2 separate regions of the Homo sapiens genome follow, and region 1 is linked to region 2. A link is a loop called in an ENCODE intact Hi-C map of the cell type or tissue named here. Cell type or tissue: endothelial cell of umbilical vein. All regions are shown on one strand.

Region 1 (8,000 bases), 680 kb after region 2:
TCCCAAGCCCCACAGCCGGGAAGCAGACTCCAGGAGGGCTCCAGCCCAAGGCTTTGAACCCAGACCAGGACTGGAACCCTTCTCCTCCCCCTGGCACTGGCCCTGCAGCAGGAACACCTGGGGCTCCGCCCACTCCCCCAGGCCTTCCTCAGGCCTCCCCGCTGCCAGCCAAGGAGGGTGCAGGTTGTATCTGGGGCTGCTCTGGGGTGGTGGTCCAGGGTTAGGGGTTGGATGGGGGCCCCCATTCACTCAGAATGCACCCTCCCACCATCTCTCCCCCAGCCAGACATGAATGTGTTTTACTCCAATGCTCAAAACCTGTTCTTTTGAAGAAAATCAACAGACAATGATGAAGCGGCAAACGGGGGTCCCCCACTTCTGAGTCCACACTCAGTTCCCATGGCTGCACCAGCCCCTCCAGCTGCCCTGCCAAGCCCCCCAGCCAGGAGGGTCCTACAGCGCAGCCCACGCCAGCACGAGGCCCTCAAGCCCAGGGCTTCAGCAGCTGCTGGGTCCCTTGGGCACCAGGCAGTGGGCACTGCTCGTTGGAAACCCCGGATGAAAACACTCAGTAGCAGAAGAAAAAGTCGAATCCGAGCTGATGGGACTGTAAGGAAGCGCCCTAGGAGGTGGGCTGGGCACAGCGGCACGGGGCATGGCTGTCATGAAATAAGCACGTGGGTCTCATCCACCGAGGGCCCATCACTGCAGGTGTGGTGAGCACAGAGCACGCAGAGGGTCCCGAAAGCCTCTAAAACCTTTAATAACGAGGCGTGGATGCTCTCCACGTGGAAAAGGATTTCTCTACCCCGTAGGGCCAAGCTCGAGTGCTAGGCAGTGGAAGGTGTTCTCGGTGGATGCCCCGGCCACCCGACCAGCCAGCCCAGGGCCTGTCCGCAGGGTCGCCCTTACCGCAGCTCCGGGGGGTGCAGGGCGCCACAGAATCTGCCCCTCCGACCGACGGCGTCTCCTCCAGTCCCAGGGAGCCCCAGATAGGGTGCAGCGTGGCTGGGCCCGCATATGAGCTGGAAGACACAGGCACACGTGTGGCAGGGCCAGGCCCGTGGAGGAGACAGGAGGCAGGGAGATCCGGGGGACAGCCCCTCATTGAGCAGGAACCTGGGCTCCCGTGGCCTGGAGCAGCTCTCAGACCCCCAACAGTGTGCCCAGGGTGGGACCCAAGGGCCAAAAGCCTGGCGGGGGAAGGGCCTGAGGCCTGGGAGCCAGGAGGCAGGGGTGAGCGGGAGGCAGGGGTGAGTGGGTGGGGCCTGAGCATGCGTCCCAGCGTGGTGGCGTGGGCTGAGGTGAAGCCACCAGCCCACATCTGGGAAGCGTTGGCGCCAAGCCTGGCTGCTCGGAGCTCTGCACTCGGACCCCAGGGGGAACAGGGGTGTGCACGGTCAGCTTCCGTGGCCACCGTTGGTCCCCAGGGCCAAGATCAGAGTCTTCCCAGCCAGCGTGGTCATCGGGACCATCTCTACCATCTACTAAGGGCACTGCCCACCAGGCCCAGAGCGGAACGGGGTCACGCATCAGCTGTGACCCTCACCCCACTGCTCAAGGCTGGCACTGGAGACTGCAGGGCAACCTATCTGGGGAGCACCCGGGCTGTGACCATGGAGGCAGGTACAACTGGACCCACACACCTGCCCCCACTCAAGCTGGCCAGCACGCAAGGCTGACAGAGCCAGGAGCCAGGTGTGGCCACTGACCTTTCTCCCAGAGGTGGCCAAGTGGTGAGGGAGAGCTACCAGGCACGGGGAGGCAGTGCTACTGGGATGAGGGGTCTTTGGGGTGCACAGAGAGACGGGTTTGTGGGCGGAGCATGTGCTGAGCCTGCATCCGGGGCATGTGGGCGGGGCATGTGCTGAGCCTGCATCTGTGAGCACGGCTCACCTCACTTCGCATTTCTTATCAGGGCCCCCATCTGTGCTTCCTGGTACACAGTGACCCAGAACCCACTGGAGTGGCTGAAGATGCTGCCCACACCTGTGGCCCAGGGGTTGTTAGGCAGGGGGTAGACACGCCCTCCCTCAGCAGCCCGCAGGGCCCACAGGTGTTTGTCTCACACCTGCTGTGGGCAGGAGCTGTGCAGGGTCTGGTCATGGTGGTGACCCACCTCCCAACCCCCGCCCGCATTCCTGGTGCTGCAGGGGAGCTGGACGTGTGCCCAGGCCGTGAGGGGCTGCATGGCACCTGGGAGCACAGGCCTGGAGAAGTGTTCTGGAACCCGGGCTGGGTGGCTAGAAGCCCCAGTGCCTCCACCACTGAGTGCTGGGCTCCCATGGGACAGAGGGGACAGACTCACCCCAACTCAGAAATCAGTCTGAGGCCGGGCACAGTGGCTCACGCCTGTAATCCCAGCACTTTGGGAGGCTGAGGTGGGCAGATCACAAGGTCAGGAGTTCGAGACCAGCCTGGCCAATATGGTGAAACCCCGTCTCTACTAAAAATACAAAAATTAGCTGGGCGTGGTGGCGGGTGCCTGTAATCCCAGCTGCTGGGGAGGCTGAGGCGGGAGAATCGCTTGAACTTGGGAGGCGGAGGTTGCAGCAAGCTGAGATCAAGCCATTGCACTCCAGCCTCGGCGACAGAGCAAGACTCCATCTCAAAAATAAAAACAAAACAAAACAAAAAAGAAACCAGTCTGAGAGGCGGCCGGGATCTGGGGCACCCGAGAGGCTCAGCGTGGGAAACGCACCAGATGGCAGCAGGTGGAACCAGCAGAGGCTGTGTGCGCCAGCCCTGAAGCTCCAGCCCCTCAAGTGGTGAGTGGCAACGGACAGGCCAGGCCCCTTTCCTGGCTGCCCGAGCAGCGGCGGAAGCCTTGGCAGGGCCCAGCGAGCCTCTGAGCCTCTCCCTAATCCCTGCTCTCCACCAGCCCGGGTCCCTCCGGGCCACGGTTCATGAATATGATTCCGCCTCCTGCTGTCTCTCTGCCGCCTCGGCAGGGCTGTGGGGGTGGAGGGCACAGTCCAGTGCCCAGCCCTGATGGGAATGTCTGGGTGCCATTGCCACAGGGAGCCCTGGCCGCACCTCTGCCCCTCTGGCTGCACCCAGGCTGTGCCAGGAACGCTGAGACCTCAGCCTGGGTCTGGCCCTGGGGACAGATCTAGCTGGTCCCCCGGGAGCCCGGGGCACTGAAATTAACCTTTTCAAAAATTCTCACTGCCTCCGCCTCTGCCTCCCACCCCTTCTCAAGGGCTGGGCAGAAGTCGTCCTGGGCATTGCAGGCGACAGAGGCGAGGTCTGGCCCGATGCTGCCCTCTTCTGGTCACAATGGCTCAGTTCCATGGGCCGGACTGGGCCTGGGCAGCAGGTGGGGTTGGGAGTGAGATGGGGCACAACCCAAAGGCCCTGGCGCAGGCACCAAGCCCGCCATCCCCTGAGGGCAAAGGGGGCTTCAGGAGAGGAAGCTGGTGGGGTTTCCTAGGAAGGATGGGCAGGGGAGACCTCGGGCCAGGAAATGTCCCAGCAGGAGGAGAGGGGAGGGGAGGGGCAGGGAAAGGAGGGAAGGCTGGGCTTCGGGAGAGGGCGCCTCCTTCCCCCACATGTGGACTCTGGGCAACAGCCCCTCTGCTGCAGTGCCCACTGCCACCCTAGGGCTACACGTGGTGTCTGCCCTCATGCCCTCGGCCACCCAGCAGAAGACAGCTTGGTGGAGGTGGGTGGCATGACCCAGGCCCTGATGTCTGGGGAGCCCACGTCTAGGTGTCCCTGGTGGACCTGGCCACGCATTGAGGGTGCACAGAGCTTTCCCGAGAGACCGCCGCCGGCCTGGCCTCCTGCTTGCCCCGCCCGTGGTGCTGAGTTTTCGAGCCCGGGTTCCGGGGCTGCCTGGGAAGCAGCTGCTCAGGTCAGGCCGGGGTCCCTCATCCAGGGTGCTTCCGTCAAGGACAGAGGGGTGAGAGTGGCCGGGAGTGGCCCAAGAACGCCTGGCAGTATGCGGTGTGCAGGGAGCCGCGGGGACCAGGAGGGCACTGCTGGCCAGGAGGCCCTGGACAGGGATCCCGGCCCACACCAGCAAGAGCGAGAGGCCGGCTGGGCAGGTGGTGGGCTCGGAGGAAGATTTTTGGTGGGGGGCAGGTGTGGAGGGGGTTTTTTCAGGAGAGGAGATCCAAACGTGTTCACAAATCCCCAGGAGGGACTCAAGGCCACAGCTGCTGCTGAGGCTTAGGTGCTCGGGAGGGAGCGGCCGCCTCGTGCACTGCAACCTCTGTCACGAGCATCTAACTCAGTTTCCACCTGCAAAGCCCCCATGGACCAAGCCTGCTGGGCTCCGCTTCAGCCTGGGGCTCACTGGGGCTGCAGGCGCTGGGGTAGGGCAGATGCTCCCCCAGGGGGAGGGAGTTGGGCTGAGAGGGGCCTGGGGGCGCGGGACAGGCACAGTGTCCCCGGGAAGGGGCTTCAGATGTACCTGTGTGACATGGCCCCAGAGGAGGCTGCAGCCCGTGCTGGGGATGGGAGCCAGGTGTGTGAGGCTCCATGGACAGGCAGCCCTGAGAGCTCAGGTGGGGTCGCCGGGCCCGGATGGCAAGGACCACCCGAGTCACTGTCCCTGCACTCAGTCTGGAGCAGCAGGCAAGAGGGAGCTGCACCAGTGGCGTCCCCGAGGCCCGCAGCCAGTTCAGGGGGCATTCGTGGGGGGAGTGTCTGACGCGGGGCTTCCCTGCCCCGGCCAGCGTCCGAGCCAGCACCACCTGCTCCGGGTCCCTGGCCGCAGCCTCTGGACCAGCATGACGGGGACACATGGGGGTGAAGTGAGAGGCAGCCCGTGAGCGTGGGCGGGCAGGTGGGCAGGTGGGCAGGTGGGCAGGTGGGCAGGCGGGCAGGTGGGCAGGTGGGCAGGTGGGCAGGTGGGCAGGTGGTCTTACCTCCCCGCAGAGGGGCTGAGGGCCTGGAAGGGGGCCACGCCTCTCTGCAGCCTTTTGTCTGGTTTCACGTCCACGTGTCCCTCCTCTGGAAAACCTTGGAGAAGAGGGCACCTGGCTTCACTCCCTGGTCAGCCGGGAGCACGGGACGGGGGACCCAAGCCATCACAGCAGGAGAGGAGCCTGAGACACACCTGACAGGGGTGGGGGTGTGGCAGCCTCCCTGGCCCTCAGGCCTCTCTGCTGGAGGAAGGGCAGGGAGGCAGCAGGGAAGGAGCCACTGGAGCGGCCTCACCCTTCTGGCCAGAGAACAAGACAGGAGCAATAGCTGCTGCGGGTGCCATGTGCCACACAGGAGAGCTCACACATCCCACAAGGATGAGCCCACACACACCACATGCCACGTGGGAAAGCCCACGTACACTATGCTGCTCAGACCCCCTGGACTGTTGTCCTCCTAGCCCCCTTTCCAGAAAGGAAACCAAGGCTCAGAGAGAAAATGGGGTCCCCATTCCTCCCAGCCCACAGGACCCCCTGGCCACCCAGCGGTCACCGTGTCCCGGGTGCCGGCCTACCTCGGGGCTTGCTCTCGCAGTGGGCCCTCGGGCTCACACTCTGCTGTTGCTCCCAGCTGGGGCCCCACGACAGTGTCTCGCCGTCCAGGAAGTAGGTCGGGGGCAGAAGGGGCTGGGGCTGCATGCTCACCCACTCCCCAGGTGCCCCTCTGCCCCAGTTGGGCCCCAAGGCTCCAGGGCAGGCTGGGGTGGCAAGCGTGGGGGTGGCGAGCGTGGGGGCGGCAGGTAGGCTGTGGGGGCACGAGCGCAGCAGGCCCACAGCTGGGTCCCTGACGGTGTCCAGCGCTTCGGCACCCTGCAGCTTGGCGGTGAGGCTATCGACCCGCTGCTTGAGGACTTTGGCTGTGGTCTCTAGCGCCTGCAGCTGCGCCTGCTTATGCCGGAGGTGCAGGGAGCTGGAAGTGCCCAGGTGCTCAGCCTCCTTTGGGTCCAGGTAGATGCACATCCCCCGGGGTAGGTAGCGGGTGGTCAGGTCCTGGAGCTCCAGGGATCCCAGAGAGGGTGAAGCTGACAGCAGCACGGGGGCATCCCGGCCATCTTGGGGGCCCCCCATCCCTGGGGGATCTAGGGTCTCAGCATGGTTCCAGGCTCTGTTCAAACACAGGCAGAAGCTGCAGGAAGAGAGACGTGGACAGATCAGCTCAGGCTCGGTCGCCCCAGCAGGGCACGGAAAGCACGCGTGTTTTGCAGGTGTGAGCGTCACAGCAGCGTCTGTGACGGACCCAGTGTCTGTCCGCAGGGACCAGGGAAGCGGTGACGGTATCCACACAACAGACCACACAGCTGCCGCAAAGAACAGGGCCAGGCGTGAGCGAGGGGGCAGAGGAACTGGATCCCGGGCACTGCCGGTGGGGTGTAAAACCGTCCTGCTGTGGCCAGAGGCAGTTTGGTCAAACATAGAACAACCACGGGTCTGGCAAGTCTGCCTCTGGCCACGCACCCAGAAGAGCTGAAGTCAGAGTCTCAAAGACATCACCCATGTTCACAGCAGCCTTATTCACAACAGCCAAAAGGTGGAAACCACCCAGTGTCCATCGAGGGACGAACGGAGAAGCAAAATGAGGTCCACCGACACGGCGGAATAGTATTCAGCCCTGAAATGGAAGGACATTCCGACGCAGGCTACAACATCACCCTTGGTAGAATAAGTCAGCCAGCCACAAAATGAAACTGGCCCGATGGTCCCCTGGAACTCACGTTCATGGTTTCTTTTGAATAAACATAGAAATGAGCCTGGCCGGTCTTAACATGTGAGAAAGTTTCATTTGTCTTACCTGAGTTCCTTTCTCAGGAAACCTACCATCAGGCCTCCCACATAGAATCAAGGAGCTGAAACGCACCAGATCACCGCAACTGGACAATGAGACGCCAGAGTCCTCGTTCATCACGCTTGCTTCCTTACCCTTCCCTAGTTCCCGTTTCCTGCACGGAGCTGCATTCCTTCCCTGATACGCAAGACCCCAACTTTAGTCAGTCAGGGAGTTGGATTTGAGACTGAGCCCCCACCTCCTCGGCTGCGGCACCCAATTAAAGCCTCTTCCCTGGCAATACTCATTGTCTCCGCGATTGGCCTTCTGTGTGGCAAGCAGCAAGACTGAGACCAAACCCCTGGTGTTTCAGTAACAAAAAGGACAAGCATGGCGTGTTCCTGCTCACGTGAGGGTCCTGGGACAGGCAAATCCATAGAGACAGGAAGTAGAATGGTGGCTGCCAAGGGCTGGGGAGGAGATGGAGAGTTAGTGTTTCATGGGGACAGAGTGTCAGTTTGGGAAGATGAAGAGTTCTGGAGAAAATAGAGATAGGGTCTCACTATGTTGTCCAGGCCGGTCTCAAACTCCTGGCCTCAAGCAATCCTCCCACCTCAGCCTCCCAAAGTGCTGGGATTACAGGTGGGAGCCACCATGCCCAGCTATAATTTTTTAGGTGGGGAAAAAAAAGGACAAGGACATGATGAAGTGAGATGAGGCCCTGCAGCTGCCCGAGACGACGAGTCCCAGCTACTCGGGAGGCTGTCAAGCAAACGGAGCCCGACGGTGGCCAGTGGGGGAGGGGCTGCCCTTGGGAAGGGGGTGGCATGGCGGGGCCAGCATGGGATGCTCACCCAGCGGCATACTCAGGACCTGCGTCCTTGTCTTACTGGACATTGACAGATGCAGCCCCTGGGCTGCCCTGTGACCCAGACTCCCGGGAAAGAATCCCAAAACGAGTGCCTTCAAGACAAAATGGAGCCAAAAGGAGCCAGAGGGAGGGGTCGGGTCCTGCAGAGAGGGGTGGGAGCTGAGCTCCCAGGGGCCAGCCTGAAGCCCCCAATACCAGCTGCCAAAGATACGCCAGGGGCAGCCCTGAGGGAGTCCAGGGTGGGACGCTCTGGTGGGTGGGAGCCCCTCCCTGGCCTCTGAGCCAGCTCCCCCTGCCCGCTGGAACCCAGGGCATGCAGGAGGCCTGGCCGTGAGCTCCTCACAGGTGCCTAGCGTGAGGCCAGGCCAGAGAGTGTTTGCCACTGGCCTGAAGCTGGGGCCTTCCACAGCCCTTCCTGGGCGAGAGCCAGGCTGGA
Region 2 (8,000 bases):
TTTGGAGAGGACAAACATCTAAACTACATCATACTACTGCTTTGGAAAGAGATCAGCAGTGTTTTTCATTTCCAATTCACATACTTGCCACCCTACTCAGCAGTCCCACTCCTACGTATTTTGCCAAATCAAATGAAGACGTATGTTCACTCAAAGACTTGTACATGAACACTTGTAGCAGGCAGCTTAATTGATAATTGCCCCCAACTGGAAGCAATCCAAATGTCCATGAACTAGTGAATGGAAAGAGTCACCAGGAAAAAACTGCTGCAGGCAACAGGAAGGATATTCTCAAAAGCATCATGCAGAGTGAATGAAATTCATACACAAAAGGTCACATTAGCAGTGTTCAGGGCGTGGTTTAGCAGGGTTGACCGCAAAGGGGCATGAGAGAAATTTGGAGGGGGATGGAGCTGTTCTGTATCATGATTATAGTGTGGTTCCATGACTATGTGTGCATTTGTCAAAACTCGTAGAGCTGTACACTAAAAAGGGAGAATTTTACTAGCATCCTCACTAAATCTGACTTTTTAAAGGGCAAAGAAAGAGATGCAAGACTTCTAAACTGAAAAAATAGGCAACACTATTAGGAGAAATTAAAGAAGCTCTGAATGGAGAAATATACCATATCCATGGATTGGAAGGTTCAATGTTGCCAATACATCAATTCTCTCCAAATTAATCTGTAAATTCAATGCAATCCTGATTGCATTGAACGCAGTGGTTTTTTTGTGTGTAGAAATGGAGAAGCTCATTTAAAAAATTCAATTGTGATTGCAAAGGAGCAAGAATAGTAAGGACAACATTCAAAATAAATAAAAATGAGCCAGGTGCGGTGGCTCACATCTGTAATCCCAGCACTTTGGGAGGCTGAGGCAGGCAGATCGACTGAGGTCGGGAGTTCGAGACCAGCCTGGCCAACATGGTGAAGCCCTGTCTCCACAATAATACAAAAATTAGCTGGGAGTGGTGGTATATGCCTGTAGTCCCAGCTACTTGGGAGGCTGAGGCAGGAGAATTGCTTGAACCCAGGAGGCGGAGGCTGCAGTGAGTTGAGATCGTACCACTGCACTCCAGTCTGGGTGACAGAGCGAGACTCCCTCTCAAAAGAAAATTTAAAAGATAAAGAAATAAAAATGAAGGCATATTATAAAGCTACAGTAATGCAGACAGTGTGATGTCACACAAGGATTGGCAACTTGATCAATGGAACAGAAAAGAGGCTCACAAACAGACTCCACACAGCTCCAGATCAATGACGAAGGCAGAGCTGGGGGGTGGGGTGGGGGGCTAAGAAATTCTCTGTTAATGGTGTGGCATCACTTAGGGAAGCGTGAAGAAGATGCAGTTTTTTGTTGTTTTTGTTTTTTTGAGACAGAATCTTGTTCTGTTGCTCAGACTGGAGTGTGCAGTGGTACACTCTCAGCTCACTGCAACCTCCATCTCCCGAGTTCAAGCAACTCTCCTGCCTGGGCCTCCTGAGTAGCTGGGATTACAGGCATGCGCCACCACACCCAGCTAATTTTTTTGTATTTTTAGTGGAGACAGGGTTTCACCGTGTCTACCAGGCTGGTCTCGAACTCCTGACCTCAAATGATCCGCCTGCCTTGGCCTCCCAAAGTGCTGGGATTACAGGTGTGAGCCACCGCACCCGGCCTTGGAAGATGCGTTTTGAAACCCCCACACACACCATATGCAAAAATCAATTCCAGACGCACCAGGCAGTAAGGCTTCAGAGGAAAACACAGAACATCTTTGTGGCCTGGGGGTCTGCAAAGATTTCTTAAACCAGGCTCCAAAACAGCCCACCATGAAAGAAAAGTTTAGGTAAATTGGATTATGTAGTGATTAAGACCCAATTAACAGGGCGAAAAGGCAACCCACAGAGCAGTTGTTCACCGAGAGGATTTGTCCAAGAGAGGATTTCCATCCAGAATGGAAAGGAAAGGCAACGCCACTGAAAACTGACAAGCATCTCGAACAGAACCTTAGCCTAAACGGCAAAAAGAAAAAATGGGCTGGGCAGGTGGCTCACGCTTGTAATCCCAGTGCTTTGGGAGGCCGAAGCTGGAGGATTGCTTGAGCCCAGGAATTTGAGACCAGCCTGGGCAACATAGCAAGACCCCATGCCTACACACACATACACGCACACAAAAGAATATGAAAATGCTGGCCCAGCACGGTGGCTCATGCCTGTAATCCCAACACTTTGGGAGGCCAAGGTGAGTGGATCAACTGAGCTCAGGAGTTCGAGACCAGCCTGGCCAACACGGCGAAACCCTGTCTCTACTAAAAAAAATACAAAAAAACAAACAAACAAACAAAAAAACCTGGGCGTGGTGGCGGGCACCTGTAATTCCAGCTACTCGGGAGGCTGAGGCAGGAGAATCGCTTGAACTCAGGAGGTGAAGGTTGCGGTGAGCCGAGATCGTGCCATTGCACTCCAGCCTGGGTGACAAGAGCGAGACTCTGTCTCAAACAAACAAAAAAAAAAAACATTAAAATGTTTAATTAACATGGTTATTCATCAGGAAAAACGTAAATTAAAACTGCAATGCAACACCCGCCCACCAGAGGGCGAACAGGAAGGACGCTGCTTTGTAATCTATGGGGTGGCCTTTGAGTCCTGTGTTGTGTCATTACCCTCGTGGGGCAGCGTGGGGCGCAGGCGTGGGTGCCTTCCCCAGGTCGCGCTGGTCTTTCAGGATGTGTTCAGGACAGCAGTGGACATGGCCACTCCCAACAGTGTCCCCACCCTGCCGCTGACTCCATGGGTCCCTCATAAGGGAAGAGCCTTGTTTCCCCAAATCATCACCCAGTCCTGCTCTGGCAGCCGCCGCAGCACCCTGGAAATGCTGATTGTCCCATCTCACGTAACTGTCACAGCTGCTCCCCTAACCACTGTGCTCCCCCTCCCCTGACAGGGACCCCCGTGACCTGGGACAGCCGCCCCACTCCAGCCTGACGTGACCCCGGCTCCGCTAGGCCTCAGCATGGTTTTCTCCCCCATCGACCCCTATCCCTAAACAACTGCATAGATGATTAGCCATAGATTCCGCAGCCTCTGGACACCCTCCCCCTGGGGCTGCCTCTTTCCCAGGCTCGGGGGCCATGTGGCATCCCAAATCTCACAGGTCAGCATGCACCCTGCTGATGGGTTCCGAGTTACCCCCTCCACGGATGGCAGATCTGCCTCCAGGGTTTTCGCAACTTAATTCCGCTGCACAAGTCCAGGGGGGTTCTTTCTTTCTTTCTTTCTTTCTTTCTTTATTTTAATTTTTTTTTTTTTTTGAGACCGAGTTTCACTCTCGTCACCCAGGTTGGAGGCAGGATCTCAGCTCAGTGCAACCTCTGCCTCCCAGGTTCAAGCAACTCTCCTGTCTCAGCCTCCCGAGTAGTTGGGACTATACGTGTGTGCCACCACGCCCAGCTAGTTTTCATACTTTTAGTAGAGATGGGGTTTCACCATGTTGGCCAGGCTGGTCTCGAACTCCTGAGCTCAGGTGATCCACTTGCCTCGGCCTTCAGAGGTTTTCTAACCCTGGTGCTGATCCCTATAGAAGAGCAGGGAATGCAGTGACAAATTAGAAGCAAGTCCAACATTGCAGGCAGCTGGAGCTCCCGGGGCTGGAGCGTGGACAGAATGGATGCCGAGCCCACAGGCAGCCCCCGAGGAGTTTGTCACCTTGAATCCCGAAGGATTTAACTCATACAAAATTCGCCTCACCGGAGGATGTGCGACCCCGGCCGTTGACGTCCCCACGATGGCCACTTGGTGGCGCCCGAGTCCTCTGAGTGCGTGGAAGGGCCCTGGGAAAAATCGGGCCAAATTTTACAGAAATATTGGTGGAAAATGTGACCCAAGAAGTCCAGCCATCCTGCTTTCATCTGCGTTTATGACAGCCCTGGAGGACAGCAACTGTCGGGCAAGACTCGGAAGCCCCACCGAGTGGACCAGGTGGACTTCTACCAGGGAGTCTTTCTGTGGCCCTAACCCTCGTTCTGAGACACCTGCTGTGCCTGAGCCACCCACCCTCACTCTGCAGCCTAAGAGTCGCAGATTCTTCCTAAACCGGATTCTTCCGAGGTAGGCTTTGCTGTCACCGTTGAGCCGGATGTTCGCTGGGTCCATTGACCCGCCCACCAAGGCACAGAGACCATCACCGTGTGAGCTGTGCACGGCGAGCCCGGCTCAGAGGCCGAGAAGCTGAGACTCACACGGTTGCCTCCCGCCCGCTGCACCTGTCCACCACAGCACGCTCAGACCCCGCAAGGGCCTGGGGTGCCTCCGTGGGGATACCTCTGAGATCCCAAAGCGCACCCCTGGCCGTGCATGGGGGACACACTCCTCATGAGGTGGGGGCGTTTGGTAGGGGTTCCCGGGGGTGCCCTGTGCCTGTGGGTCAAGCTAATTTGGAAACGCTGCCACAGCACTGGCCTCCCCATGTCCGTGATGGTGCATTGAAGAAAGCAGCTTCACCCTTGGACACAGGTGGGCGTCATGACCATGACAACCAGCAGGCCAAGGGGGCGTTCGGGGCAAGAGGGATGGCGGACATAGGGCACCTCAGCCTCAGCCCCCAGCAGGCCCAGAGCATACAGCGGCCAGGTGGGTCTCAGCCTCCAGAGTGTTGCTGACTTGCTAATGAGGAAGGAGGAAAGGAGGGAAGCAGGGAGGGAGGGAGAGGGGAGGGAGAGAACTGCCAAGCACACCTGCAAGGCAGGAGGTCTTGAAGGAGAATCCTGTCGGTCCCAGGTCCCGCCTCCCTTCTGGTTCCTTCCGGGGTGACCTGCACACTGGGGTCCCGGCTCCCTTCCCGTGCCTTTCGGGGGTGGCCGGCACGTCCCAGTGCTTTGCTCGCTGTCTCAGCAGAATTCTTTTCAGTTTGTTTATTTTTTCCCACTTGTTTTCAAAAAGGAGTTCTGGCCTGGGTTTTCAGGCCTGTTTGCTATGGAAGAGCAGGTTCCTGGAGCACCGCCAAGGCCCGCTGCCTGGATGGAGGCAGCTTCCACGCGGCATGTTTGGGTGGAAACGTCCAAAGGGAGAATCTGCAGAATCTGGGGCACCTGACACCCGACGCTTCTCGGGCTTTCTGCCCATGTGGCCAGGCTTGGGCCCTGACTGTCTCCCAGGTGACCTCCATCTCTGACCCACCAGCCTGGCCTTGGTGAGTGATAGTGGGGTCCCCAGGGGGCCATGGGTGTCCCCAACACTGCCTGGGCCATGCTGGCTCCTATCCTTCACACCTGGGATGCAGGCCAGTGGCTCCTGATCAGCTCTCGTGTCTCAGGGTCGCCGGTGGCCGTGTTGGCTGGGACATCAGTGTGGCAGGGGAGGGTGATTGGCAACTGTTGGGCCTGCCGCTCCTTGATGAGTGGACCTGGCTCCCTCTGCTCAGAGCCTGTTTCCCCTCTGCCCTCCCCCTGTCCCCGTGGGATTCCCTGGGTGGAAGAGGCAGGACCTGATGGCATAGGCTGGGCATGGGGGCTCACACCTGACATCCTGGCTATTTGGGAAGCTGAAGCGGGAGGATCGCTTCAGCCAAGGGGTCAAAGACTAGCCTGGGCAAAACAGGGAGACCCCATCACTATGTAATTTTTTTTCTGGGGGGATGGAGTCTCGCTCTGTCGCCCAGGCTGAAGTGCAGTGGCACGATCTCGGCTCACTGCAGCCTCTGCCTCCCAGGTTCAAGCTATTCTTCTGCCTCAGCCTCCTGAGTAGCTGGGATTACAGGTGTAGCTGGGATTACAGTCGCCCACCACACCTGGCTAATTTTTGTATTTTTAGTAGAGACGGGGTTTCACCATGTTGGCCAGGCTGGTCTCGAACTCCTGACGTCAAGTGATCGGCCTGCCTCAACCTCCCAAAGTGCTGGGATTACAGGTGTGAGCCACCGCGCCCAGCCTGCTAGTTGTTTTCAGTGAACATGTGTTCTCTCCAGGCCACAAGGGGGTCACCGTTCTGAGGCTGGAGGTGGCAGCCTCACAGGGTCCCCGTGGAACGGCTCCCAGCTGGCCAGGAAGGTGTGCAGATGGGGTGGGGCAGGAATAGCCCACAGCAGAGCAGTGGGGCTTCAGGGACTGGCTGCGGCTGCCACCCCACAGGCAGGCACGGGTCCGGTCTTCTCCTCCTCCACTGGGACCCTGGCCTGCAGAAGGCCCCTTACCACGCCGACAGGGGCCTGTGAAATGCAAACCCAGCTGTATCCAGCAACTACTCCCACCACGCAGGTGAGCCTGGCTTCTGCCCATGGGCCAGGAGCTCACGGGGCCTGGCCTAGCCACTTGGTGACTTCATGGAGCACCACCCACCTTCACTGAGCCCCCAGAGCCCTGGGCCTCTGGGACCCACCCCGGCGGGGCTCGCTCGAGTAGGGGGCTGGGCTGTCGCTGGCTCCGCTGGGTCCCTCACACATGCTGTTCCCACCTCTGGAACACTGTTTCTGACTACTCCTGTCACCTCGCCCCACTCAGAAAGGCGGACAGCTGTCACAGCCCCACCCCCACCTGGGTAGCTCTGTGTGGGGCCCCAGCTGCGCTGCAAGTTCCAGAAGCCTCTATGGACCTCACGCGTGGCCATCTCTCCCCATCCTGGAGGTGCACGCGGTGTGTGCCAGGTGAGCTGATGTCTACAGAGCTGCCACCTGCCACTCTGCTGTCCGCCTGCATCACCAGGTTTCTGGGCCTTTCCTCCCATTTATCCTTCAGATGAACGCAGTCGCTCTCCTCCTTCCCGCCTTTTCTCTACTCCGAAAGCCCCCTTGCTTCAGTGTCTGGGATCTGATGGGTAAAGTCTGATTTCACACTCAGCCCTTTGTGGTACCACAGACCGTGCAAGGCCTGGTTCTGTCGGCCCAGCCCCACCCTCAGCTCTCGGCCAGGCCCCTGAGCACTTTGCTGACCTTTATCAAGGTTGCTTCTGGGAACAAGCGTGTGGCTTTCTGAGGAGAATGTGAACATTCCCACAACATCCAGAGAATCTCGAGTTTCCTCTCGTGCACAGAAGGAAACGCGTACTCACGGTCACACAAACAGAAATGTGTCTGTGGACATGCATCACACGCGTGTGCTCACACTCATGCACACGCACAGGCTCAGGCACGCGTGCTCACAGGCGCACATGTGTGCACACAGGTCAGAGTAGCAGGAGGGCTGCCAGAGCCCCCCAGGCAGCCATTGTGGGGACACAACAAGGCCTCTGCTCAGCTCCCCTGACAGCCACTGCCCCACCTGTCCGGCTGCCATGGTCCAGAGACCCAGCTCACCCACGTGGTGACAGCCATTCTATGTCCCCAAAGCAGCTGGAAGCTGCTTGCGCGTGGAGACTGGGAGACAGGGTCCAAGGCCCCAGGGGCAAAAGTACGGCCTCATCTCCAGTGGTTCTTAAGCTCGTGGTGGCCACAGGCTCTTGGGAGTCTAGGGAAAGCCATGGCCTCTTCCCAGAGAAACATGGAGAACCCCCACCAAGCGACCCGCAGTGGGGCTGAGATTTCAGGGCCCTCAGGTGTGCCCTGGTCTAGATCTCTCCCAGGCCCATCCCAGTCCCGTGAGGGCAGCCCAGCCCCGAGACCCCGCCTGACCTTATCAGCAGAAGCTGATGTCACCCGAGGCTGGCAGCGTCTGGAAGGCCCTGGCTCGCCACATGTTTTGATTCCGGCGGGTGGTGCAAGGTGGGGAGGGAGCTGGTGGGTGAGGAGCCTGGGCCTATTCTCTTTGGGCCACCCTGCCTCTGAAGCAGCGCATAGAAGCACCTGGGCGAAGCCATTTATCCACCCTGCAGCCCCATGTCCCCGCAGCCCCATGTCCCCAAATGGCCATAATCAGGGACGATGAGGCTGTGGCCCCGCAGCATGGGGCTGGGCCTGGCCTGAGCCCTGCGGTATGACAGCCAGACTTCCATCCTGAGCAGGAGGTGCTCCAGGGGTTCTGGGGGCAGGGTGTGTGGGGGCAGCCGATGTTCCCGAGGCCTGTCCTGGAACCCTGCCACCCCACAGCACACT

The links. Peaks named below come from ENCODE experiments on the same cell type or tissue, not always from the same donor. Only the 100,000 strongest peaks of a DNase experiment are listed, where the experiment ranks them.
Region 1: a loop joins it to region 2, with 5 times the contacts of the local background. A loop is called at or near these places in 26 of 110 quality-filtered maps.

Annotation. Positions count from the first base shown.
Region 1 is chr9:136,280,639-136,288,638 of GRCh38, forward strand. It overlaps CCDC187 (coiled-coil domain containing 187), which reads right to left. Exons shown (of 26, transcript NM_001378188.1): 8 at 5,447-6,057; 9 at 4,875-4,968; 10 at 913-1,025. LOC124902308 (a long non-coding RNA gene) reads left to right here and starts at 2,605. Exons shown (of 2, transcript XR_007061862.1): 1 at 2,605-2,768; 2 at 6,186-6,682. RefSeq lists a silencer at 3,143-3,202. In endothelial cell of umbilical vein, a CTCF peak has its summit at 3,276 (motif pointing left); a DNase peak (open chromatin) is centred at 3,243.
Region 2 is chr9:135,600,297-135,608,296 of GRCh38, forward strand. No RefSeq gene overlaps it. Among named protein-coding and RNA genes, the nearest start is that of LINC01502, 29 kb to the left of the region's middle. In endothelial cell of umbilical vein, CTCF peaks have their summits at 2,591 (motif pointing right) and 3,755 (motif pointing right); DNase peaks (open chromatin) are centred at 2,595 and 3,795; H3K27me3 peaks cover 650 bases.